Regions from separate parts of the Homo sapiens genome. Here regions 2, 3 and 4 are each linked to region 1. A link is a contact called in ENCODE Hi-C or POLR2A ChIA-PET data. All regions are on one chromosome and are shown on one strand. Each heading gives the region's core, a stretch centred on a gene start or an enhancer-like site at or near the end of the contact. The rest is flanking DNA. Distances are from core to core; before and after follow the strand shown.

Region 1 (6,636 bases), core at 871-3,370:
TACTCATTCACTAAAATATTTTTAGTGTTGACTACATGCCAAAAATCCTTAAGGGTTTGGGGTATCTCATCAAATAAAACAGACATAGATACCGGCCCTTTTCTAGTTTAGATTTTAGCAGGGAAAGATAGACAATACACTATCATAAACAAATACAGCTTCTAATGCGTTGAAAGATGATAAGTGCTATGGGGGAAAAGGGGAAAATAGGATAAGGGGGATTGGGAGTGCTGAGGGTGGGGCAGTGTGCAGGATTCTACAGGATGGCTAAGACAGGCCATCATTGTTAAGGTGATATTTGAGCAAATATGTGAAGAAGATGACGGACTTAGCCAGAATGATATTTAGGGGAAGAGCATTCCAGACAGAAGAAACAGTCAGTGCAAATGCTGTGGGAGTGAGCCTGGCATGTTCCGAGAACAACATGGAGGCCAGTGTGGCTGGAGCAGAGGAAAGAGAGACTAGAAGGAGGTAGAGTCTGGGAAGTAACAGGAAGCCAGATGGTGCAGGGCCTTGCTGACCACTGGGAGGTCAGCTGTGGCTGTTACTCTAAGTGAAGGGAGGGTACATTGCAGGATGCTATGCAGAGAGGAATGATGTGCTCTGCCTATTTAAGAGGCTCACGCTGCACATTGGTTACTGTGTTCAGAATAGACTGTAGAGGGGTAAGGGTGGAAATAGGGAGACCAGTTAGAAGGTTGTTGCTGTGTCCAGATGAGAGATGATGGTGGCTTGTACCAGGATGGTAGCAGTGGATGGTGAGAAGTGACTCGATCTTTTTATATATCTTGTAGGTAGATTTAATAGCATTCACTGATGATTGGATATGGGGAATGAGAAGTATAGGAGTCAAGGACAGCTTGAGCAACCAGAAGGACAGAGCTGCCGTCAATTCAGAAGGAGATTGTGAAGCAGGCTTGGGTGGGAAAAGTTAGGAGTTCACACTTGGGCATGTTGAATTTGAGTTGTATGTTATATATCCAAGTAGAGAAGTCATGGAGGCACCTGGTTATATGAGTCAGAAATTTGGGAGAAAGGTCTGAGCTGAGTTATAAATTTTGGAGTTGACAACATATATGGTAATTCAAATCACATGACTGGATGAGGTCACCATCTTTTCTGATGGGGGCAGTGAGTACTCATTTGGACTCAAGACTTTAAAAACCATTACATTTCAAGTATTTGGAAAAAATATTTGGAACTTTCAACAAGCAGGTACCAAGAACCTCCTCCTGGGTTTGTGCGTTTGAAGAGCAGCTGGGGTTAAGAGCGGCATGAGGGCCTCCAGCTTAAAGAATCGAGGCAGAAGAAGAAAAGCCAGCAAAGGAAGTTGAGAAGTGATCCATGAGGTCGAAGGAAAACCAGGAGAGTGTGATGTCGTGGAAGCCAGATGAAGAAAGTGTTTCAAGGGGGCAAGAGTGATCAATTATGTCAAATAATGTGATGAGTCAAGTGTATTTGCTATCTATCATTGTGTAACAAATCACTCAAAAACTTAGCAGCTTAAAACAACAAAAATGTATTATCTCACAAAGTTTCCAAGACTTAGGAATCTAGGAGTTGCTAAGGTGGCTAGTCCTGACTCATGATCTCTTGCGGGTTGAAATTAAGTTGTTAGCTGTGGCCGCAGTCATCTCTAGGGTCAACTGGGGCTGGAGAATCCCATTCCAAACTCACTCTTGCAGTTCTTGGCACCCTATTTCCTGGCCATGTAGGCCATCTGAGTGGCCTCATGACATAGCATCTGGCTTCCCCCACAGCAAGTGGCCCAAGAGGGAGACAGACTGCAGGAGAGCACCCCAGACGGAAGCCACAGTCTTTTGTACCTAACTGTGGTAGTGTCATGCCATCACCTCTGAATGTTCTTGGTTACACAGACCAACCCTGGTACAGTGTGGGAGGGGACCGCACAAAGGTGAACATCCCAGGAGGTGGGGTCATCTTGGAAGCTGGCTACCACATCAAGCATGACAAGAACAATTGGTCATTGGGTTTAGCAATGTGGAGGGCATTGATAACCTTAACAAAAGCGTGGGGAGAAAAGTTTGATCAAAGTTGGTGTAAGAAGGGATGGGAGGAGGAGAACTGAGACAGTGAATAGAAATGACTCTTTTGAAGAGTTTGTCACAAAGGAGAACAAAGAAATCAGGAAATAGCTGATGAAGGAAGTGGTTTTTCTAAGATGAGAGAAACAACAGTATGTTTGCACATTGATAGGAGTAATCCAACGAGTGAAAAATTGATGACGCAGAAGAGAAAGGTAATTGCTGGAGCCTGGTCCTGAGTAGAACAATGTGGAATAACATAGAAACAGAGATTCCCTCAACCCAGAATAAATAGTTTACGCTAAAACAGATAAAATTACCCACTACATTCTTATAGAGACAAGAGGTATCAGATCTCAAGAGTTTAAGGAAAATAAATCACAGGAGAGAAATCTTAAAATTGGGAAAATTATTTCCATTAACTACTTCTTCTTCTGGGACTTGGGTAAAGACTGGAGCTACTTTATTTTAAGAGTAGAACACATCTGTCCAGCCTGCAGAAGATGCCTGGTTTGAACACCTCTGCAGCGAACCTGGCCAATGGAACAGCTGGGACTCCCTTGCAAGCTGCAGACCTGCTTTGTAGGGTAGTTCCAAGCCCTGAAGATAGGTGGGTTTTCTGCCACCAGATGAGGGAATTCTAGAGGCAACCAAACAGACCTTCACAGTAAAAAAGGGCAGAGGTCTACAGGAGCTCTCAGAATGTCTCTGGGAGGGTCAAGAGCATCAGTCCTCACTGATGCCTCCCATGCTCCCAGCAGGCCTCACATTATAGAATTCTCTTCTATTACTACGTCTCACCACAATAATGGTGGATGGGAACTCTGTCCTGAACCCTTACAAAACCCAGGCCCCTGCCTCGGTGAGTTTTTTGTTTATTTCCAGGCCGGAGTGCAGTGGCACGATCTTAGCTCACTGCAACCTCCACCTACCGGGTTCAAGTGATTCTCCTGCCTCAGCCTTCCAAGTAGCTGGGATTACAGGCATGCGTCACCACACCAGGCTAATTTTTGTATTTTTAGTAGAGACGGGGTTTCACCGTGTTGGCCAGGCTGGTCTCGAACTGGCCTCGAGTGATCCGCCTGCCTCGGCCTCCCAAAGTGCTGGGATTACAGGTATGAGCCACTGCGCCTGGACAGGGTGGGGTGTTTCAGCCTCTCATCACGTCACTAGGAAGACTCCAGGAAAAAGGAGGAAAGTGAGAAAAACTTTTGTATGGGCTACATCAGCGATGCTTAGAATCCAGCTCCAGGACCTGGTGTCCCTCCCCCTCATCCCGTCTTGTCCTTCCCTCTCCCTGCTGAGCTCCGCAGCCCTGGGGATTCCACATGTAGCCCTTACCCTTCTTGTACTCCAGTCAGTTCTCATTGGCATTCTCCTGGTTCTCAAAATGCTTTTACCCTATTGGCTAGGGCAAAAAATGACCTGAGAGATCCTGGACACTCTCCTAGCAACTGTGCCAGAGCTGGTGGCCATCGCCTTTTTGCAGAGACAGATGCTCCTGTAACAGGAACAAATCAATTAGCCAGCCTGCTGCTAATGTGCAAATGTCACCTTATTAAGCTAGTGTCTGCCTGGGGAAGCCGCCTCTTTCTCCTGTCCCCACTCTGAAGCTCAGCCCTCTGCTGTTGCTTCAACCTCTGTCTCTTCTGAGGTCAATTGTAAAATGAAACTGCTGCCATCTGAACATCTATGAAAGCCACAGGCTCTACCCAGATGCCTTGGCTGAGAGGAGGGGCAGTTTAATTTCCCTTCCTTCTCTGAAGAGTCTTGACGTGCAAGGACCAGCTCTCCCTTTATCACCATTTCCAGAAAAACACAAACAAGGCAAAACAAAATAAAAACAAAACTTTGCACCTATTTTTGGTGCCAAAACCTTAAATTAGATTAAGATCACATCAATTTCTTCCATAAGCTTTGTAGCTTAGGAAGTGCATGCTCACACTTTATTTTATTTAACCCTCATAATAAATCTATTGGAGGAAAGGACAATTATCTCCATATTACAGATGAGAAAACTGAGGCCCAGAGAGGTTGGCTGACTTGCTCAAGGATATTAAGCCAGTAAATTGCAAAGCCAGGGCTGGAAGAAGGGCAAGAAGGGCCAGAAAAGCTGATTCAAAGCGCAGGAACTCTGGAGGCACCTCCTGGCAGCTGGAGCAGGGTGTGCGGAGTGCCCTCCCTCCATGAGCTAAAGGAGGACTGGCTTCCATGAAGCACCAGCATTGCTCTGTCACCCCCACCCAACCTGGTCACCTTTCACTATGACCACTTTCCATCCTGTCTCACTTTCAGAAACGAGGTCTGAGCAGTGCAGCTGGACCTACTATAGTCATAGTTTCCACTGGCTTTGACTTCATCAAGCGAAAACCAACACCCCTTTGAAATCTGTAGCCCCATCCCTAAAAATCAGCCTTTCAGCTTGAATCAAAAGGCAAAAGGCAATGGAGATCCAACTGGAAACAGAGCTCCCTTCCTCCCTTCCAGGCAATGCTGCTGTGTAGAAGGTCACTTCAGAAATTCTGTCTACACTATGAGGACATAAATATTAGGGAGAATCTCCTCTGCCTCACATGAACCTGGGTCCTTCAGTGAGTCCCCCCACCACATCCCCTCAATCCTTTGATTCTTCCCAGTATTGTGACCTTTCCGTCCTTCCTCTGAAGTTGTAGGAGTTGATTCTTCCCAAAATAACCTGAGTAATGGCTTGCAGGAAAGTTACAATTAGCTTTTCACAGGGAAGAAAGTTTAGAGAGTTTTTTTTTTTTTAAAGGAAAAGAGGTAGAAGGAAAAAAAAAAAGCAAATGAAAAATCTTGTGGTCTTCTAAGTCAATTTAGAAAACACTGAGTTATTTCCGTAGAGCTATTCTGACAGGAGATACATTGATTTTTGGCCTCTCTTCATTGTTTTTATTGCTGATTACATCCTCTTTTTCTAGATTGTCCCAGGTGGCCACAGGTGAATGAATTGTGTTTACTTACAGACCACTGATTTCTGTGTTGACACACATTGATTTCAGCTCAGAGTAAGAAAGATCATCCTAATAGAGCTATCTAAAGTTGGAATAGTTGCTTGGGTGGTGGGGGAAAGAGGGTGGTAATGAAATAGTGAAATCCCTGTCAACGGAGGTGTTCAAAGACTGAATGACTGTGGAGGGAATGTGATCGAGCTGACTCCAGCAGGACTGGGAAGATAGCTCGGGGGATCTTTAATGTTCTCACCTCATGTTCAGCATTAACACCTGAGATGACTGTTTAATATTATGTAGATACTACGTGCCAGTGAGGACAGTGTTTCCCAAAGTGTGACTTGTTAGATGTTTCCCACAGGGTGGTATGCTTGATGATTTTCTTTGGTAAGGAATTTACTGTTAAAATAGTAAAAATACAATTAGTACAACAAATCACAATTTCATGGATATCATTGCCTGGGATGAAGCTAACAAAACCCATGCCATAGTAATGGACATTTAAACTGTAAAAATTACAGGTGAGGCCCTAAGTGGTAACCTTGAACATTTAAGACCTTCATTGCTAAATTTTAGCCTTAAATGTTTTGAAGGATGAATAGTACAGGTGACCCAGATAAATAATAGGGAATCTGATCTACTGTAGTTCTATGCTATATCTCAGTGTTCCCCCCCACCAGGGGTACATCGTGAAGCAGATTTGAATTTGCTTCACAAAACTCAGGTTATAAAAATCTAGCATTCATTATTTCCAGGATCTTGCTAGATTTCTGAGTTTCCAGCCACTTTAGTGGAAAACAACTTGATCTTTTTAAATTTATGTTTTACCTTATTTCTAGCCAGAGGTTTTCTAGTTAACTGATGATTTATCATTCTTTTGATTATATATATCATTCCTTTGATGTATATACAGTCAGCTGCCTGCTACCCCTCCTTTCCTGAAGTTTATGTGGCCTGACGTTGGGGTGGGGCATCTGGGCTGCAGACCCTCTGGGGAGGCTGCAGACTGGCCGTGGCTGCAGGGAAGAGGGCCCTCCTTGTCTGTGGGCATTGACACCTCTCCCCCACCACATCAGCTGCTGAAGCATCCCCATGCCCTACCAAGCCTCTTGTCTCCTGATACATGAACCCTGTCTCCTCCTTGCCCAAGCCTCGAGACCCCTTTAGGACCATTGGCAAGGTCCCCGTGCCCCTCTTTGGCTCAAGGTCGTGTGCTGAAGACAGGAAATCTTCAGAGAGCCTCCTGCACCACTCAGGAGACACAGGAGCTTTAGGGATAGGGAGTGGCCATCACGGGCTCTCTCTCTCTGCCTCTCCCCAGTCCTGATGGCCTGTGTTTTCCCTTGGGGTACATTGAGCTCCTATTGATCAGGCACTTTGCAAAGCTGTCTCTGTCCAGGGTTTGAGAGGGTCACGCTTTGCTGTATTATGGCTGCAATGGCTTCCAACTGGTCTCCCTGCCTCTTCCCCTGCTCTCCCACGGTCTGTCCTCACCAGCAGCTACACAGGAGTGTCATGCCTGCTTAAAACCCTCCAAAGGCTTCCCACTTACCTCAGAGCAAAAGGCAAAGGCCCTCTGTGATCTGCCCCCCAACATTACATCGCCGATATCATCTGCTGCT
Region 2 (6,514 bases), core at 3,439-5,938, 290 kb before region 1:
CCTCTGGAACGTGGGGGTGGGGGGAATGCAAAAGAATTAATAGCTCCACTTGGTAGTGGGATCCTTTCATGCTAAAGGTGTGAAAGTGATTTACAAACCGGCATCATTACTGGACCTTTGTCACAGTTTGCTGAAAAGATAAGGTGAGGCTCTAACTTGTTAGTCTTTGCATGCCTAGACCACCCAGAGACAAAACTCAACCCAGGGCTCAAAATTCCTCCAGTCTGTTTGCTCTCTGTCCTAATTAGTGAAGCTATTTCTAAAAACAAACAGATATCTCGTCTCACAGATTCCCTCGCCCCACTGCTATCTGCATTTAGTGCCTTCTCCTGACTTGTCTGATTCTTCCACTCGCATTTCTTCTCAGGTACCAGGGTTGCAAATCTTGGCCTTACCCCCTACCTCCACCCCCCATCCCCCATACCTCTTACCAACACATCTAAACACTCGTTAAGCTCACAGCATTATCTTCACAATGTAGTTCACTTCTATTCCTGCTTTCTAGTTCCCACTGATACCATCTTCGTTCTTCAAACACTTCTTAGTCTGTTCTCCATTTCGCGTCAAAGCCCCCCTCACCCCCACCCCAGCCCTACCTTATAACTAATGGATTACTCATCTGACAGTACAGTTTTGGTGATGTTATCAGTCTCTGACTCAAAAGCCTCTAATAACTTCCCATATTCTCTATGAACTCCTCTGCCTGCCAGTCAGCCTTTCATTTAGCCATCATTTATTGTCTACTTTGTGTCAGGCACTGGGTACAAAGATGAGTAAGGAAGTTGATATCTAGAGGGAAGAGGGATGAAAAATGGATCATTACAATCCAGGGTTAATACTACTGTGATATAGGAATACTGATGAGGAATACTTAACCCAGACAGAGTGTGAGGGAAGGGTTCCTGCGAAGAGGAGGTTATTTCTGCGCTGAGTCGCAAATGGCAAATTGGACTTAGCCAAGTAGGGAATAAGGGGGAAATCATTCCAGGCAGATAGAGCTGCATGTGCAAAGGCCCTGAGGCCTTGAGAGCTGGTAGGAGCTGAACATCACAAATGCTTCCTTCCTTCTGTTTGGAGCACGGGTGTGAAGAATGGCCCTGAGGATTAAGAGGGGTCAGATTGCAAAACACTGGGCATGCCATGGAAGGGGGTTTGGTTTCACCTTAAAAGATGTGAGGGAGCCAAGGAAGGCTTTTAAGTGGGGCAGGGGAGCATGGTCCAGTTAGAGGGCTGTTCAATAATGCAGGTGAGAAATGATTGGGGCCAATAGCAACAGTGGCACTTCTCCTGAGGCATCTATCGTACATTGCCTTGTTATTTGTGTACATATTTTAAAATTTCCTGAAATGTCTTACCTCTCTTATTCTCACCAAGTTGTAAACTCTTTGAAGATAAGTGCTAGACCTTAATCTTTTCTATGTCAAAACCTTTTCTGCCAGGATCTGCTCTGGTATCAGCAGAACCAGAGACAGTGAAAAAATGGGGACTAGCCTAGAAGCAGTAGGCAAGAGGGAGCTCCCCAGCCAAAAGAGAGAAAGGAATGTGAGGTTTCTTTTCACTCCGACCCCACACTTCCTGCAGCCCAGCTGGGTTCCCGCTCTAGTTTCTGAGAAGCAAGGTCTGAGTCACCTCTTTCTTCCTAAACTCCCCTCTTCCCCAAAGGGATTGGAAGGCTGGAGGGGTACTGAGTAGGAAGGATAGCAGGCAGCACCATCTGATTCTATCCCCTTCTTGCCATACAGACAAACGGCAGCGATACTGACAATGGCCAAGCCCTGAAGACCCTAGCCAGAATGTAACGTCCACCTCTCATCCCTGGGACCCGGCTTCCACTGGGGTGGAATTTCGCTTGGAGAGTAGGCAGAGGGGGGTGAAATTAGCCTTGAGAAGCTGGGTGGGAGGTGTGGGGAGGAGGGCTTGAGGGAAGGCAGGGAGTGGAATCAAATAATTTGAACCACTTCTCGGGTTACCGGGCTCTTCCCTGTCTTTCTGGTAATTGCTTGTTTACTCACTTCCTGGTTCTCAGAGGCTGTTGGACTCCTGCTGTTCTGGGAGTTGTGGGCTTACCTGACCCCCCTCCTCCCCACACCTTCTCCACTGTATAGAACCTACTGGGAAGGAACAAAGACCAGAGTTCAAGTCCTAATGAGGTCTCCAGTGAGGCAGAGATGATAGTCTTCATTTGGTACCAGGCAGAGAGATGCTGAAATCCCAGAACCAGCCCTTAAATTGGCTGTTGGCCTGGTACTCAGAATGAGTACCCCTGGGAGGTGGGCAAGCTTCTGGAACCTGGTTTCTGGGAGAGGGGCTCTAAGTGCAAGGGCCCTACTGGGCCTATTTTGTCCCTAACCTACAGTCCCTCCCCAAGAGAGCATCTGAGTGCTGTGATTTAATAAATAATAAAAGTCAGAGTAAGGATATATGATATACACAAATACGCATATTGTACCCATAAAGAAAACAGTAGACAAATAAATCCTCCTATCTGACTATAACTGGTAAGAGCTTGTACAAATGTTCCCAAAAGGAGACAGATATTAGCCCCTTCATTAGTTAAGGTCCTTATCTGCATTTCTATGGTGAGGGATGATCATGTATTCATTTAAGTATGACTCTGTGCCTCTGGAGACAGAGATTCTGCGAAAACATTGATTAGGGGTAGGACCTTGCTAGAAAAAGTCATAGGTGTGCAATTCATATCTTCTAATTAAAGCACATTATCACTTACTTACAAATGGTTAGGGCTTTAATAAACTAACCCCTTAGGAGACCCTAGCTAGGTCCAAAAACAAAGATAATTTTCTATAGAAGGGTCAACATAAAACTAATGGAAGAGTTTACTATTGCTTTTCCTTAGGCACATTAGGTCCTTAAGGACTCTTAGCCTTGATCTCTAAGTTCAGGTCTCCCCTTTGGCCAGGGCCCTAGGGAGGCCATGAGTCCTTGGGAAAGTGAAAGCAAAGCTGAATCTCCAATGGCATCTGGGACATCTCTGCCCCTTCCTTCTCTGTACTGTACCCTATCCTCAGCAGCACTTGTGGCTCCCCCAAAGCCATGTTTTCCCAGTCTTCCCCTGCCTGGGCCACCCTTCCCATTTACCTGCTGGGCCAATGAATCCTTGCAGACTTTTCTACTTGATGTAATGATTTGTTCACGTTTCTTTGCTTGACCAGACTGTACCCTCTCCACCTCTAAATCATATTCATCTCCTTATCCCTCGAATCTAGCCCAGAACCTGGCAGATGCTAGGGACTAGATGTTGTCTGGGGAGACTCTAGTTCTAGTTCAGTCATTCACAATCTGTGTGACTTTCAGCAGGCCTTTTAATCTTTTTGTTTCTTAGCTTCTTCATTTTAAAATAAATCTTGCCAATTCCAACTTACACGGTTACAAATTAAAAATGAGACAACTGTGGAAGTGCTGAACAAAACGCCAGGTGGTGGAGGTGGTAGGAGGGGCGCTTAGCTCCAAGCGAAGACATATTTGTCTTAGTCTGCTCTGGCTGCCATAACAAAATATCACAGAGTGGTTTAAGCAAAAAAATGTATTTCTCATAGTTCCGGAGCCTGGAAATCTGAGATCAGGGTGCCAGCATGGTCAGGTTCTGTTGAGGGCTTTGTTTCTGGCTTGCAGATGGCCGCCTTCTTGCTGTACCCTCACATGGCAGAGGAGAGAGCGAGCTCCTAAAGACCCTATTTCCAGATATAGTCACATTAGGGGTTAGAGCTTCAACACATATGAATTTTGGGGAAGCATATCCATTCCACAGCAATGCTGAAGGAGATTCATCAGCACATAGCCCTTCAGTCCTGTTCCCACCTCCTACAGCTTGCAAATCTGAAGCACCCCACCAACTCCGTATTGCAACTACAGTAATCATGACTTGTATACCAATTTATAGATGTTTCAATAACTAAAGCATTTGTATAACATATCCTATGGCTTACGAAGAATATTTCATACAGTCTAATCTCATTTTCACAACTATCATCTCACAGATGAGAAAAGCAAGGCCCCAATGGCCAGCCCAATCTTATTTCCAGGTCCTTTAACTGTATACCTTCAAACTCTTTAGGCCACACCAAAGTACTCGGTTGTAACCACTTCAAAGAAAACAGGGCTCTAAGAGCTGGTGAAGTCTAAACTCTTCAGTTCCTCCACTGTGACCACAGCTGACCGTCTTTACTTGTTCTATTCGCTCCCATATGAATCCTTTCTTTGTGCTCTAGAATTTTATGGAGTGGAAAATATATATGGAACGAGACAACATTCTTAGAGGAAAGGACTTTACAAATGCGAAGTATTAATATTTTGTTTGATATGGGCACTATTTTCAAAGGACCCTGCATACTTTCTGTGTTTCTTTGGGATGCCCTGCCCACCCAGGACAACTGAAGGAGCCGCTCTGGTTTTAATTGCAGCAATTCACCAGACAGTTTAGAACTTTCTACGTGCCAGGGCCTCTGTCCCCTGCAAAAGCTCACATTCCAAACAAGTCAGGTGTAGGCTCCGCTCCTAGAGAGGGACGGTGTGAACAGAGCTAACTGGGTCGGCCTCTCTCCTTCCGACCTCCTACTCCCCTCCCAACACCTCCTCGCCCAGAACGTCTCAATTCTGACCCAGACACCCTGGGAGGCCGAGAGGCTCCTTTTGGATCTGCAATACACCCTCCTCACCACAACCAACAGACAAAACGCGCGAGTGCCGTGCAAGGTGGAAACCCTTCCCTCCGGGGGGCGATCGCCCCAGTAGGGTGAAGCAGGCCTCTTTGTTCACGGGATGCCTCGCTAGCAAGCCGGCGGCGGGGGCGTTCCCTGGACCGTGAGACCCCGGCTCCCGAGGACGCCTCCCGTGCCGCCGCTTCCCTCAAGCCCAGTGCCGCCAGCGGCCAGAGCTCCGGATTCCTGCCGCCCCCAGCCCACCGGCAAGAGCTGGCTTCATTTTCCCAGTCCCCCTTTCATCTGGCCGCACAGGCAGAGCACCGTCCGCTAAGGTCTCCTCCCATCCCAGCAGGAAGGGCGGGGAGACCCGCGGAGGATTTAAAGGGGCGCGGAGGTCAGGAGGGCTGGGGGCGGCTCCGCGGAGAAAATGGGGCGCGCTCGTCCTCTCCCGCAGCCTCGGCCGCCGCGAAGCTTCCTCCCAGCTCCCGCCTTTCCGGGCCCGGCGGGCCGAGGGGGAAGGGAGGCTTCCTGCGCCGGCGCCCGCGGCTGCCCCAGTGAGGTCCCGCCCGAGAGCAGGCCCAGGCGGGGGCTGGGCGCGCGGCGCGGCGCTGCGGGCTGGAGGGCGGGGGCGGGGCCCGCCGCTTTTAGAGTCACCTCCCGCGCGCCGCGGCCGCCGTTGCCAGGGTGACCGGGGGAGCTCCGTTGTGGGGAGGCGGCCGCGGCGGGTACCGGTGGGCGGAGCTCAGCGGGCGGGGCGGGGCGGGGCGGGGGCGGGGGGAGCTTCCTCGTCGTCATGGGAACGGCGCAGTTATTTCCAGCCCCCGGGCCGTGCCAGTGGCGCGGTGCCAGGATGCGAGAGTATTGCAGGACAGCGGCAATCTGCTGCGACCTGGGACATAACAATGCGCCCCTTCTGCAGCGCTGGGCCCGCCGGCGAGAGGTCTCGCTGGTCTGAGGGGCTGGGGCCGCCCCCGCGCGTCGTGTCTCCTCTCGGCGCTCTTCGGCTCGGAGCCTGGCGGCTCAGCGCGCTCCCGGCTGCACGTGCTGCCCCCGCCGCCGCCCACGCCAGACAAAGCGGGGCCCTCCCGGGCGTGTTTCCTAGGCGCCCCCTTCCCTCGATGAACCCTTTGATTTCTTCCTTCTTCTCTCTCACTTCGTTCCAGCCCCCTCAACTGCCTCCTGGAGCGCCTTTTTTGTGTGCTCGCCATCTCACGTTTGGCCCTCTCTCCAAAGCTCTGCCTTCACGAACGCCTCCATTTGACCTTCCCCCTCCGCCACTCTCTGGTCTCCTTTGGTAGCTTTATCATTACATTTGATGGAAGGGCGACTCTCCCCTCTCCTATTTTCAGCTCCACATTACCTTTTGTATTGTCCTCTCCCCTTCCTATTGGCATCTTCTTTCTGTCCTTGCCCTTTTCAAGACTCTTCCAGAAACTCTCTTGATGTCTCTGCCTCTTTTCACGGTTTCCTTTCCACTTTTTCTTTTCTCTCTGGGCTGTGGGACAGCAGAAGGGAGATTGCAAATGGCTACCTAGATTGAGTGCCCCTTTTACCTCACTGACGCCATCCTTTTTTCTGTCACCTTGAGGTCACATTATTTGGGCACCTTGATGAGGCTTTGGGGATTCTACTGCCGTTGCTGCCATTAGCAGTCTCTTTGCTTGGAAGCTTAAATGAAGGAAATTTCTGGGAACTGGTCAAAGACTCCTGAAATGCACCTTGAGGACTAAACATCTCTCTCCCTCCATCTCTGCTTGGTTACTCTGGTTTGTTTCGAACACCGGCTGCTTCTTCCCACTTCTTGACTCCCTGCACCCCTACCCGCCCCCCCAGCAATCACATTGTTCATCCCT
Region 3 (7,022 bases), core at 2,977-5,476, 490 kb before region 1:
CACTCCAGCCTGGGTGACCAAGTGAGACCTGTCTCAAAACAAAAACAAAAACAAAAACAAATCTGTTGTAATTTTTTATCGGAATGCATTTAATCCTGTTATGGGTTGAATTGTGTCCCTCCAAAATTCATGTTGAAGTCCTCAGTGTCTCAAAATGACATTATTTGGAAATAGGATCATTAGAGATGCAAAAAATTAAGATGAATATAGTGGGGTGGGCCCCTAGTCCAATACTACTGGTGTCCTTATAAAATGAGGGCAATTGAACGCAGACACTACAGAGAGAATGCCATGTGAAGGCTGGAGTCACACTTCCACAAACCAAGCAAAGCCAGCTCTTAGCACGGAGCCCTGGAACAGATCCTTCCCTGGGGCCTTCAGAGGAAGCATGGCCCTGCCAGCATCTTGATTTTTCGGCTTCTTTTTATATACTGACTTTGTATCCAGATCCCTGCTCAATTTAGTTCTTAATTTTGAGAGTGTGGAGATGTTTTTGGATTTTCCTACATCCAAAATCATGCAATCTGCAAATAATAACACTTTTTTCTTCCATTTTTTATACTTTCCCCCACTTTTTCTAGCTTTATTGCACTGGTTAGAACTTCTGTGACAACGCTGAGTAGAAGTGGCACACTGAACATCCTTTCCCTGTTCCTGAACTTGGGGAAAGTGTCTCTATTAGTCAGTTTTCATGCTGCTGATAAAGACATACCTGAGACTGGGTAACTTATAAAGAAAAAGAGGTTTAATGGACTCACAGTTCCACGTGACTGGGGAGGCCTCACAATCGTGGTGGAAGGCAAAAGCTATGTCTTACATACTGGCAGATAAGAGAGAATGTGTGCAGGGGAACTCCTCTTTATAAAACCATCAGATCTCATGAGACATTCACTGTCATGAGAAAAGACCCACCCCAGTGATTCAATTACCTCCCACCAGGTCCCTCCCAAGACACGTGGGAATTATGAGAGCTACAATTCAAGATGAGATTTGGGTGGGGACACAGCCAAACCATATCAGTGTCCAATATTTCACCACTGAATATCATGTTAGCTATAGGCTTTTTAATAGCTACCCTTTATCAGATGAAGAAAAGTTAGGGTCTGTTTTTATACTCTCTATTATGTGACATTACTCTGGTTGTTTATTTTTGTATTAGTTTCTATTTTAATTACTATAACCTTATGATACAATTTTATATTTTATAGAATAAGTCCCCTTCCATATTTCTTTTGCAAAACTGTTATGAAATATTTTTGCCGATTTACGGGATTTTTTTTTTTTTTGAGATGGAGTCTCACTCTGTTGCCCAGGTTGGAGTGCAGTGGAGTGATCTCAGCTTGCTGCAAACTCCGCCCCCCTGGGTTCAAGCGATTCTCCGGCCTCAGCCTCCTGAGTAGCTGGGATTACAGGTGCACATCAGCACACCCGGCTAATTTTTGTATTTTTAGTAGAGATGGAGTTTTGCCATGTTGGTCAGACTGATGTCAAACTCCTGACCTCAGGTGATCTGCTTGCTTTGGCCTCCCAAAGTGCTGGGATTACAGGCATAAGCCACCATGGCCTGGCCTATTTATGGGATCTTGACTGAAATTGCACTAAATTTTTTAATTAATTTGGGGGAAAATTTCACCTTTGTAATATCTAATAAATATCCAGGAGCACTGAATAAATATTTCTCCATTTACCCAGATTTTCTTTCATATACATGGTGATATGGTTTGGCTGTGTCCCCACCCAAGTCTCACCTTGAATTGTAATAATCCCCATGTGTCAAAGATGGGACAAATGGAGATAATTGAATCATGCGGGTGGTTTCCCCCATACTGTTCTCATGATAGTGAATGAGTTCTCACGTGATCTGATGGTTTTATAAGGGGTTCTCATTCTCTCTCCTGCTGCCATGTGAAGAAGGATGTGTTTGCTTCCCCTTCTGCCATGATTATAAGTTTCCTGAGGCCTTCCCAGCCATGTGAAACTGTGAGTCAATTAAGCCTCTTTTCTTTATAAATGACCCAGTCTCAGGTATGTCTTTATTAGCAGTGTGAGAATGGACTAACATACATGGTAAAGATTTTTCATGTGATTTCCACATTCTAAAAAATTATGATCTGTTATGTATACATATAAGATATTTATCCTGTACATATATTTATCAATATATATCTCTCACAATGTTAAGAAGAATAACATGAACACCCACACAGTCATCACCCAACATAGGAAGGCATTGCCTTTGCCTTTGGACCCCTCCATGTCCTTCTACCCAATTTCTATCCCCCTTTTATCTTCCCGCCTTCAGTAGGGCACTACTGTCTGTGTTAATAATTCTGTTGCTTTTTATTGCAGTTTCACTCCAAATGTATGTGTCCCAAAATAATGCATCTTTTAATTTTGTGTTTCTTTTTGACTCGCTTTGCTTGTTCAACATGTTAGTGATAATCACTGATATTTTCCCTGTAGCTATATTTTATTTTATTTATTTAATTTTTTTTTTTGAGATAGAGTCTTGCTCTTTCACCCAGGCTGACAGGCAGTGGCACGATCTCAGCTCACGGCAACCTCTGCCTTCCAGGCTCAAGCAATTCTGCCTCAGCCTCCCGAGTAGCTGGGATTACAGGCACCCGCCACCATGCCCAGCTAATTTTTGTATTTTTAGTAGAGACGGGGTTTCACCATGTTGGCCAGGCTGGTCTCGAACTCCTGACCTCATGATCCACCCACCTCGGCCTCCCAAAGTGCTGGGATTATAGATGTGAGCCACCACACCTGGCCTGTAGCTATATTTTCATTGCTATGTAATATTCCATTTTACAAATATGCCACAATTATCCTTTCTACCATCAATGGCTATTTGAGTTGTTTTCAATTATTTTGTATTATAAACAATGTTGCTATTAACATGCTTGTAAATGTCTTTAGTGTGAAGGTTTTTTCTAAATGGGCTATTATTTTTCTGGCTGAGGTTTTTTGTTCTTTCAGTTCTGTCTTCTATTTGATTAATGCTGGTATTTAGGAAAACTAGAACTTTTTTCATTTTTTATTTTTTTGTAGAAACAGGGTCTCACTATATTGACCAGGCTAGTCTTAAACTACTGGCCTCAAGTGATCCTCCCACCTCGGCCTCCCAAAGTGCCAGGATTACAAGTATGAGCCACCACACCTGGCCTGGTAAACTAGATTTGAACATTTATCTTGTGTCCAATTTGAGTACAATTTACTTGGGTTTTTCATCGTAAACAATAATATCATCTACAAAGTATAATGATTTTGGCAACTCCCTTTTAATAATTATACATTTCAGAATCCCATTGTTAAATTAATATGGTGATGCGAAGCATTCCAGTTTTGTTCCTAACTTTGGTGGGACTGTGCTGAAGTTTCACTAGGCTGTAACTATGTTGGCTGTTAAATGTTGGCTTTGAGATATAATATTTTTATTATATTAAGGAAAGCTTCTACTTCTAGGTACAGTGTTGAATTTTGTCAAATACTTTTTTTAGCTTCCATTGAAATGATCATAATTTTTTATTGAACTATTGAGGTGAGAATCATGCTAATATATGTTTTCATAGTCTCTCAAGCCAATCATTAATATAATATAGACATTTTCTGTTTTTCTCAAGATTGAAAATGGTCACAAACATGACTTCAGGTCTTAGTCATCCTCCAAGATCTTTCTCCCTGAGTCTCTTTTCATTTGTAGCTGAGAAAATTGACTTGGCCAAGCTGACAGTGACTGTTGACAGACAGGTTAAAGCCGGGTGACCTCCCTCATACTGATGATGGCCCCCTGCAGAGCAAGCATGGTAGACTAGGAGGGAGAGTATTAAAGTATTTCCCGGCTGGACACAGTGGCTCACGCCTGTAATTCCAGCACTTTGAGAGGCCGAGGTGGGCCGATCATGAGCTCAGGAGTTCGAGACCAGCCTGGCCAACACGGTGAAACCCCGTCTCTACTAAAAATACAAAAATTAGCCAGGCGTGGTTGTACACACCTGTAGTCCTAGGTACTCAGGAAGCTGAGGCAGGAGAATTGCTTGAACCCAGGAGGCGGAAGTTGCAGTGAGCCGAGATCACGCCATTGTACTCCAGCTCTGGGCTACAGAGCAAGACTCTGTCTCAGAAAAAAAAAAAAAAATCCCTAATCCCAGTCATTTCCCTGTGATTAGGATTATGAAATGAAAAGCTGCAACTGGAGTCAGGCATGAAAACAGATGCCTGGCAGAGTCAAGAGTTGATGCAGAGTGAGCGGGCAGAGACAGTGAAGTCTGCAGTTAAAATCCCTGGCCAGGGTCCTGGTCCCATCCCAGTGGGCTTCCTGCCTGCCAGCCTGGGGGAGTGGCGTGGGCTGACCCCGACCAGGTAAGAGCCACACGTCTCTTCTCCTTTGGGCATCTGTAGATTCAGGGTGGTGCAGTGCCCAGAGCTGATGTGTGCGAGTGTGTGTGCCCGTGTGTGCTGCAGCATGCAGAGAGGCGTGACAGGAAGACCGGCGGCTGCAGTCTGGAGGTGCCCAACTGTCCTCTGACAGCATCTCTCCTAGTGTTCTCTCCCAGCCTGTTTTTGCACTTTTCTCTCATTACCTTCTCTTCTCCCCCACCCCCATCCATTTCTTCTTCTGATAGGCATTTTATTTCCAAATTTCCAGGCTCACTTAGAATTGAAGTGTAAGGCCAATGCTTCTGTCGGTGATGGATGGCATTTTGGGGAAGAGAAAAGAGGGAAGGGGGCCACGGGCAAGGAGGCCTGGGCATCAGACGTAAGCAGGGCTCAGTCAGGAAGCCTGGGCACAGCTCCCGGCCCTGCCAAAGGCTGACTTTCTCGCAGGGCCTGGGGCAGGACTGGCCATACTGAGTGGACGAACCAAATCCTTCGGAGAGGACCTTGATTCTCTTAGCAAGCTGTGGTCCCTCTCTCTCTCAGGCATCGCTATCTGATAGGGATTTTTTCTTTTATTTAATCACCTGGCATTTGGTCCACACCTTTTTTGTGGTGGGCACCTCTTAGGGGCCAGGGACACAGGAAGGATCAGACACGGTGCTGCTTGAAAGAAGTCTCTGTGAAGTGGGAGACACACAGGCTTAGATGTGCACAACTGTGGACAAGTGCTCTGATAGAAGCAGGTGATCTGACAGGTGAGGGCTGTGGAGGGAGTGGGGGAAGGCTTCCCTGAGGAGGTGACATGTGAGCTGAGTGTGGAAGGTCTAGGAGGAGACAGCCAAGTTGGGATGGGGATGTCAGTCTGCTCGGGCTGCCATAACAAAACGCCATAGACTGGGTGGCTTAAAACACAGGAAATTATTTCCACGGTTCTGGAGGCAAATGTCGGGGGTCACATGCCAGCTCGGTGGAGTGCTGGTGAGGGCTCCCCTCCTGGCCTGCAGACAGCTGCCTTCTCATTATATCCTCACATGGTGGTGAGGGTGCACAGGGAGAGAGCTCTCTGGGGTCTCTTTTTGTCAGGATGCTAATCCCATCCTGGGGGCCTCACCGTCATGACCTCCTCTAACCCTAATCACCTCCCAAAGGCCCCGCCTCCTAATACTATCCCACGGAGGGGTTAGGGCATCAACATAAGAATTTGGAGGGGGCCACAGTTCAGTCCACAGCAGGATGTGTGTGTGTGGAGTGAAGCAGGTACTTCAGGCTGAAGGAATGCCTGGGCAAAGGCAAGGAGACAGGACTCGGTGCCACCAGTCAGGGAACTAGAAGCAACTCAATATGTTGAGGAAGCAGGGCAGGCTCTCGGGGCTGGGATGAGAGATGAGGCTGGAGTGACCCATGTGCCATGCAAAGGCTTTTGAGTTTTAACTCGAGGCCCTGTGCTTCCCCAGACTGACCGGGCCTCAACATCACCTGGGAATCCTGGAAGGAAACAGGTTCCTGGGCCTTGCTCCAACCTAAGGAACCCGAATCTGCATAGGTGAGGCCTCAGAATCAGCCTTCCCAGCAGCGCGGTGGGGAGTACAGGGGAGCCGCGGGAGGGTTTTGGGAGGGGGGAAGCAGCTACATGGTAGACCCTGCACGCGCCCTCGCTCCTCTGCTGGAGGAAGTGATGAGGGCAGGCCTGGGGCTGGCAATGGGATCCTCAGCAGTTGCTGCTCAGATCAGTTGCCTCCTTGGACCATGTTCCCATGAGCAAGACAGGAGCCACCAGGAAATGCAGGTTTCCATTTGGACAAGCTCCTTTAGGCTGGACAGTCGAGGGATGGTAGAAGTGTGCCCCCACCCCATTTCTGCCCCACTTTGCTCTAATGGTGTGAGTTGGAAGGACCATCTCCCTCACTTTTCCCTTCATCCTGAGTGAAACCTGGTTTCCACAGCTCACATGGCGCCGTATTTCCAACGTTCAGAGCACATTGGAAAGTTGGGAGGAAGGATGAGGCTTGTGTTTTCACTCACAGTAAGTCAAAGGGGCTTCTTGGGATGGTCCATTTCCCTAGTTGTTCAGCAGAGGAAGGGGCTTTGTGATCACTGTTTACATTGTATTTGTTTTCCTCCTAGAACTCCCTCCAGAAGATGATAATGAAAGTGTCTGACGCATAAGGAAATAAATAAGATGGTTATGTGCCCAGCTCAAGGGCTAAGGTGTTGGTCAAGACCACACCCGAGGGGCTGCCAGTCACAGGGTGGGGTCCAAGCTCCTCACCAGACCCAACCTCCCCTGCTCTGCAACCTCATCCTTCCCCTGTCTTTCCTGGGTTAAATTTTACACTTAGTAACACTGAAACCAGGCAGTTTCACACCTCCGAGCCTGCATCTATGCTCATCTCTTTACCTGAAACGTCTTCTCTCACCCCTCCCCCTCTGTCTGGCTAATTCCTGCTCATTCTCCAAGACCCAGTTCTCCGTGGTACCCCTTCTCACCCAACACACACCCCTCAATCTAGCCTTTTCTGTGAGCAACCTACACCACCTTATGCTGACCTGGTTGGGAGCACATATATAGAAAGTTTGTGTGCCTGCCCCTCCCCAACTCCCCAGTTCCTCAAAAGTAGGGTCTGTGGTGCTAAATTTTG
Region 4 (6,436 bases), core at 1,485-3,984, 330 kb before region 1:
GGAAGATTGTCAGAGTTACATTGTAAGAAGAGCATGTAGTTGGGAGATATCATTGTGGCCATTTTGGGAAAGATGCAACATGTCACAATGTCATGTTCTCCATCGTCTCCCCGTTCCACCTTGTACTGGTTTCCAAGGGTAGTCGTTTAAAAGTACCACAAAAACTGGGTGGCTTGGAACAACAGAAATTTATTGTTTCACAGTTCTGGAGGCCAGAAGTTCAAAATGAAGTGTTGGCAGAAACATGCTGCCTCTAAAGGGACTGGGAAAGGATCTGTTCCAGGCTTCCCTCCTATCTTCTGGTTGTTCCTTGCCTTCTGGCTGCGTAACTCTAGTCTTCATTTGGTGTTCTCCCTGCATGCATGGCTTTGTGTCCAAATTTCCTTTTTTCATGAGGCCATCAGTCATACTGGATTAGGGACCCACTCTACTACTGCAGGATGACCTCACCTTCCCAAATTACATCTGCAACAACCCTATTTCCAAAGAAGGCCACATTCTGAGGTACTGGGGGTTATAACTTCAACATGAATTTTTTGGAGGAAACAATTCAACTCCTAACACATCTCTACCCAACCTCTGTAGGTTCCCTCAATCCACCAAAATTTTTTGGCTCCACTGGATTATCTAGCAGTTAGGAAACCAAGATCATTAAATGAATTCACCGCAACTACAGTGAGACTGACTACCTTAGCTTACCTCTGTGAAAGGAGTTAAGCCAAAGGAATCTGTGGAATTTTGGAGAGTTTGGGAGCATTTGGGGGCAGGAGGCAAATGTTCTTCCTTTAAATCACAACACTTAGTTCTCTTCCATTTATAAGACTCACCCCTCCATCCCAACCCCTGCACCACAGGACAAGGAAGTGTTCTTGGTCTTCAACTTTCATCCCTGATGGTGAAAGCAGTTGCTCCTGACCTATTTGCCCACCAGCTTCTCCTCTGGAGCCTGAGGCTTCTGATGCCTGCCTGGCTGGTTCTCAGTAAGAAGGTCAAGTTCAACCAGAGGGGAGATGCTGATGCCTTTCAGTACTTAAATATGAGTTCAGACCCTGGGGCCTGGACATAAGATTTGGGGTCCCCTGGATATAAGATTTCTGAAAACACTCAGACTGTGGAGACCCCTGCTGAGGGAGAAGCCCCAAACTGTGGCTTCAGGGGAATGCACCAAGGCTCTCATTGAGGCCACCTTCTCCAACAAGCTCCCCTCCTGCTTCCCCATGGCTGGCATGGCTGAGGAAAAAGGACACTGAGCACAGCCCGTGCATGAGCGGCTTGCCATGCAACAGGATAAAACCCATAATGCCACTCAGCAAGCCTTGGTTGTAAATCTAGTTTGATTACATTTGTAATCAAATGATGGCCATTTGTTCTGTTTCTGGTTTGTGAACCAACTGAAGACATAAGCAGGGCCTCAGCTAACCCACAAATAGCACATGTGTGCAAACTGGAAAAATGAACCCTTCTTCTGGGAGGACGCCAGCCCAGGCCAGGTCACCCGGCTTGGCCAGCAGAACACAGAGTAGATTTTGGTCCCGTTTGTTCCCCAGTGGGGTATCTATCCTTGTGCAGGGCACAAGCCTACATGGTGGCTCTGGTCATATCATTAGAAAATAGACAGAAATGGGCTGCACACCAGAATGAATGAATTGAATTGAAAGGGAGGAGTGATGGTGGAAAAAAAAACAAGTCAATTCATTTAGACTGGTAGAACCAGAACCACTGTGTAGTACATCCAAACGGTTAAAATTCCCTGGAAGATGTTACATAATCCTATCATGGTGTTTATTTATGGAAATCTATTTTAAAAATTTTATGTAATACTGCACAGTCTGTTTGCATGATGCCTTGTACGTAGTAGCAACTCAGTAAATACTTTTTGAATGAACTAGTATAGTATTTTAATTAGCTAGTCTTCATGTACTGGTACAAAAGAACAGTGTCATCTTACAGCTGAAGTCATAGAGGGGAAATATCCCACTCAAGATCATATAACATTCCAGGTACTCAGGATGAATGGTTTGAGGACTGGTCTGAATTCTTCAAAGGTTTCAGCTGTATTAACATTCTCCATCTAATAAACTTTATCTTGTCATTGCATTGTCTGTGAGATTAGTGATCTGAAACATTCCATCAATACCCCCACCCCACCCAACACATACATATTAAAGACAAAGATAGAATTCGGAGGTTCTTATGGGAGGTACTGTTTTTCTCGAAGGCTATGAGAAGAGGTGCTGAGAAATGAGTTCTCAGCCATCTTGGGGGCCCAAATATCTGAAACCTTCCAGAAATGTAACTAGTCTGAATTTGCTTTTCTGTCACCATTTGGGTATTTGGTTAATGAAAGTTCTTAACATGCAAATTCCACCCACTCTTACCAATGCCCTGAGCTGGGAAGCACCCTGAGCACTCTTACCACACCCTGAGCTGTTGCTTTTCCTCTCCGCCTTGCCCCCACTCCGTGTTGGCTGCACCAGCAGAGGCTTCTGCATTTGCCCCTGGGCGGGAGTTGGGTATGAAGGTCTGGGCCAGAAGGTTCTGAGTCCCTAAGCTGAGCTGCTGGGTGGCAGCTGGAAGGTCAGGCTGGCTGAAGCCCTGGCGAGGTGACACTGGGTCTGAGGCAGGTGCAGTGGCAGCGGCCAGACCTCTGAGGACACAAATGGGCTAGAGTGTGGGAACAACCGGGGAAACAACCCGGGGGTGGGAAGGGAGTAGGAAGGGGGGAAACAGCTTCTGAGAGGAGGCTACAGGATGAAATGGGAAGCCACGAAAATAAGGAAGTGAAACCAAGGGAGAAATAAGAGTGCCACCCAAGCCGAGGCCGTCCTGGCCTTTCTTCCTTTCTGAGGCATCAGCGCAGATTCTAAGTTTACTTGAACTAACCGAAAGCTCTGTTGTTTTCTGAGCAACATCACAGTGGCATAAATAGAGAATTCCTGGAACACACTGGCAAGACACACGCTCTAGAAGGTGACAATTCTGGGGAAATCTGAAGGGCTGGAATAATAAAAAGTCAAACATTTGGCATCCCATCAGCTGCTGAAACACAACCCTCTCACGTACTTTAAAATACCCAACACATGCACTCTGCATATTACTCACGAAACAGCTACGAATGCACAGTCCCTGTGTTACACACAACAGGAAGTTGCCAAACCAGATGTAACCCACCAAGGCCGAGCACATGGGCAGCCCTTCACCTTACTGTTAAAAGACTGAATGGTCATTGGTCCCTGAGGATCCCTGAAGAAGACAGGCAAGCTGTTCTAATCCAATTTAGGTCTTTGCAACTGAAATTGAGATCAAATTTCAAAGATCTGTAAACTAGTGCAGCTTCACAGACTTGAAATTAGTCTACAAGATGACATGTTTCTGGGCCTAATGATGACATTTTTAGAGACTGCCCCCAGCCACAAGGAATTATTCGTTTTTTCTGTGTGGCATGGTATACACCATATTTTCATTCAAGCCACAGAGTTTTTTTTACCCCAGTTTCTTATTAATAATCTGCCACAAATACTGATATTTAAATCAAATTCTTATGGCCTTCATTAGTTAATCAACCATTCATGAAATATATGCGCCATAAGGCCTGACACTTCAGTGCCTGGCACATAGTAGGCACTCAGTACATATGCATATTGACAAAATGAACTGCTGCTCCTACAAGCCAGACTCTGTAGGCAACACAGCACAATGATGTTCTGAAAATTAGCAAGTACAAAAATGGCCCAGACATATGCTTATAGAAAAATCAAGCTCACATCACAGAAAATAATTTTAGAGATTGTAATCTAGAATGCATTTCTATAAAACAGTCCCTGGGTTTTCTGCTAACAGAAGAAATACAACTCTGGCTGGGGGCACGGTAGCTTACACCTGTAATCCCAGCACTTTGGGAGGCCAAGGCGGGCAGATCACTTGAGGTCAGGAGTTCGAGACCAGCCTGGGCAACATGGTGAAACCCCGTCTCTACTAAAAATACAAAAAAATTAGCTGGGTGTGGTTGCTGGTGCCTATAATCCCAGCTACTTGGGAGGGTGAGGCAGGAGAATCACTTGAACCTGGGAGGCAGAGGTTGCAGTGAGCCAAGATTGCACCATTGCACTCCAGCCTGGGCGACAAGAGCGAAACTCTGTCTCAAAAAAAAAAAAAAAAAAAAAAAAAAAAGAAAAGAAAGAAAGAAATACAACTCTGACAGTGAGCTTTCATAGTAATACTGAAGACACAGGTTGAATAAAACTTTCAAGTGAGATGGGAGGGCCTGCACATAAATATGCCATGAAACAAAGGACATGGGGAGGATGAAGGGCTCAGCACTGCCTCCTTCCCTGCAGCCGCTGGGCTGGGCTAAGAGGACCCATAGGCAGTGGCGATGGCGACAGCAAGGAACTCAGAGATGTTCAGTGAGACAGAGGAACTTCTAATCCTCTAGTTTCCTTTTGTCTTCCTGATAGCCTATCCTCAGAGAAATAATTCCCTTACTAAACGCCTAAGTGCTTTTCAGCTCTGCCACTCAACTGACACTTAGCTATTCTGTGTTGGTATTTATCTGTTTCTGCTCGGCTTATCTCCCTGGCTGGACTATAAACCCCTTAAGGGCACAATGTGAATTCTGTGTCCTTCACTTAGTATCAGGGTGATCTTAAGTTGTTTAACTTCTCTGAGCCTCATTTTTATAAAACCCGGGGCTAGTCAATACCTGTCTTCCAGTGTCAAAGTGGGGATTAAAGGAGATGTGTGTGTGCAAGCATATTGCAAAGAAATGGCATCTGGGATGTGTCTTCCTCTACGTGCTCTCCAGGGACTGCTCCCCATGTCCCATATAATCGCAGCCACCATTTATGGGTGCTTACTATGCACTGGGTACTTCACATATATTACTTCTATTCCTCATAACAACGTTGGCAGCAGGTATTATTATTATTATTTTGTTGAAGTTCAGATAAATTGTATTTCTTGACAAGGTTATATAGTTAATAAGTGGCAGAGGCATGATTCAGACTCAAGACACTGTCTTGAGTCTGGGCACTGTCCTATCTGCACACAGGGCACTGTCCTATCTGCACACAGTAGGCCCACTCCATCAATGCCTGACCAAAACTGTGAGGTGTCATCCACTTAAAACTATTGAGGACTAAACTCTGATTTTTTTATCTTGCCCAAATTCTTATCTAAGGGGACTGGGGAGTCATGCTCTATAAATCATAAATTCTCATCAGATGGGTTTTATTTAACCCTACATATCATGATTTATTTTCCAACTTGACTCTGACATAACATTACCAGACAAAGAAGAAAATCAAAATATTTTAACCTGGCCAGGCGTGGTGGCTCACGCCTGAATCCCAGCACTTTGGGAGGCCGAGGCAGGCGGATCACAAGGTCAGGAGTTCAAGACCACCCTGGCCAACATGGTGAAACCCTGTCTCTACTAAAAATACAAAAATTAGCTGAGCATAGTGGTGTGTGCCTATAATCCCAGCTACTTGGGAGGCTGAGGCAGGAGAATTGCTTGAACCGGGACCCAGGAGGCAGAGGTTGCAGTGAGCCGAGATCGCGTCACTGCACTCCAGCCTGGGCTACAGAGGAAGACTCCGTCTCAAAAAAAAAAAACCCACAAAAATTAGATGGGCGCAGTGGCAGTCACCTGTAATCCCAGCTACTCGGGAGGCTGAGGCAGGAGAATCACTTGAACCCAGCGGAGGCAGAGGTTGCAATGAGCCGAGATCACGCCACTGCACGCCACTGCACGCCAGCCTGGGTGACACAGTGAGACTCCATCTCAAAAAAACATATATATATATGATATGTAATATATTTAATATTAATTTAAATATATCAATTTTAATGTAATTTAAATATTAATATTAATTTAAATATATATATATTTTAAACCTCAAAACATGTTTCTTTGCCTTATTTTGAATTGGCCCTGCAAAGCTGTTCTTTGTCAGGGGAAATTTGCATCTGTAAAGAATCTCTATTAACATAGCTAGATCTTTTTCTTCCAGACCCTCCCAATCCTAAAAAGATTAACTAAGATCTGAATAGGAAACATTTGTCCCCTATTGTCTTTAAGCCACTGTAAGACTTAAAAAGAACTTTGGTCTCCACAATCTTTATCTTAACCTGAACATTCCCTTTCTATCTATCCCAGGTCTTTAGGCAAACTCAACCAATTGTCAACCAGAAAATGTTTAAATTCACCTATAGCCTGGAAGCCCCCACTTTGAGTTGTTCAGTCTTTCTGGACCAAACCAATGTATTTTTTAAATGCATTCGATTGATGTCTCATGCCCCCCTCAAATATATAAAACCAAGCTGCTCCCTGACCACCTTGGGCACATGTTCTCAGGACCTCCTGGGCCATGGTCACTCACTCACATTTGGCTCAGAATAAATCTCTTCAAATATTTTACAGAGTTCGATTCTT

Evidence for each region. Hi-C counts contacts between places; a loop is a spot of excess contacts on that map. ChIA-PET counts read pairs that join two places held with the same protein, here RNA polymerase II (POLR2A). Pooled maps may share reads with other maps.
Region 2: a map of CD8-positive, alpha-beta T cell shows a loop between it and region 1 (10-fold over the local background). The contact joins two enhancer-like sites. A Hi-C loop is called at or near these places in 3 of 168 maps with a recorded cell type or tissue (CD4-positive, alpha-beta memory T cell, CD8-positive, alpha-beta T cell and naive thymus-derived CD4-positive, alpha-beta T cell) and 8 of 50 pooled maps. POLR2A ChIA-PET finds 5 or more read pairs at or near these places in 3 of 52 experiments (CD4-positive, alpha-beta memory T cell, endothelial cell of umbilical vein and naive thymus-derived CD4-positive, alpha-beta T cell).
Region 3: a loop to region 1 is called in a map with no recorded cell type, with 11 times the contacts of the local background. The contact joins the promoter of LINC02816 here to the enhancer-like site in region 1. A Hi-C loop is called at or near these places in 5 of 37 single-sample maps with no recorded cell type and 2 of 50 pooled maps.
Region 4: a loop to region 1 is called in a pooled map, with 13 times the contacts of the local background. The contact joins two enhancer-like sites. A Hi-C loop is called at or near these places in 4 of 37 single-sample maps with no recorded cell type and 9 of 50 pooled maps. POLR2A ChIA-PET finds 5 or more read pairs at or near these places in 1 of 52 experiments (CD8-positive, alpha-beta T cell).

The regions. Positions count from the first base shown.
Region 1 is chr1:181,394,416-181,401,051 of GRCh38, forward strand. It overlaps a transcript of CACNA1E not described here. Among named protein-coding and RNA genes, the nearest start is that of CACNA1E, 86 kb to the right of the region's middle. RefSeq lists an enhancer at 4,098-4,207. Within about 2 kb of position 2,121, at least 2 of the 41 ENCODE cell types and tissues checked have a DNase peak (open chromatin) inside an H3K27ac peak, as active enhancers do; they include CD8-positive, alpha-beta T cell, where a contact is called at or near this core.
Region 2 is chr1:181,100,088-181,106,601 of GRCh38, forward strand. No RefSeq gene overlaps it. Among named protein-coding and RNA genes, the nearest start is that of IER5, 15 kb to the left of the region's middle. RefSeq lists silencers at 4,853-4,912, 4,933-5,422, 5,683-5,732 and an enhancer at 5,266-6,160. Within about 2 kb of position 4,689, at least 29 of the 41 ENCODE cell types and tissues checked have a DNase peak (open chromatin) inside an H3K27ac peak, as active enhancers do; they include CD8-positive, alpha-beta T cell, where a contact is called at or near this core.
Region 3 is chr1:180,902,366-180,909,387 of GRCh38, forward strand. LINC02816 (long intergenic non-protein coding RNA 2816) reads left to right here and starts at 4,227. Exons shown (of 4, transcript NR_185877.1): 1 at 4,227-4,365; 2 at 5,838-5,926; 3 at 6,327-6,406; 4 at 6,508-7,022.
Region 4 is chr1:181,059,842-181,066,277 of GRCh38, forward strand. It overlaps MR1 (major histocompatibility complex, class I-related), which reads left to right. Exons shown (of 6, transcript NM_001385161.1): 6 at 1-2,097. Among named protein-coding and RNA genes, the nearest start is that of IER5, 26 kb to the right of the region's middle. RefSeq lists enhancers at 2,187-2,316, 2,957-3,006. Within about 2 kb of position 2,735, at least 16 of the 41 ENCODE cell types and tissues checked have a DNase peak (open chromatin) inside an H3K27ac peak, as active enhancers do; they include CD8-positive, alpha-beta T cell, where a contact is called at or near this core.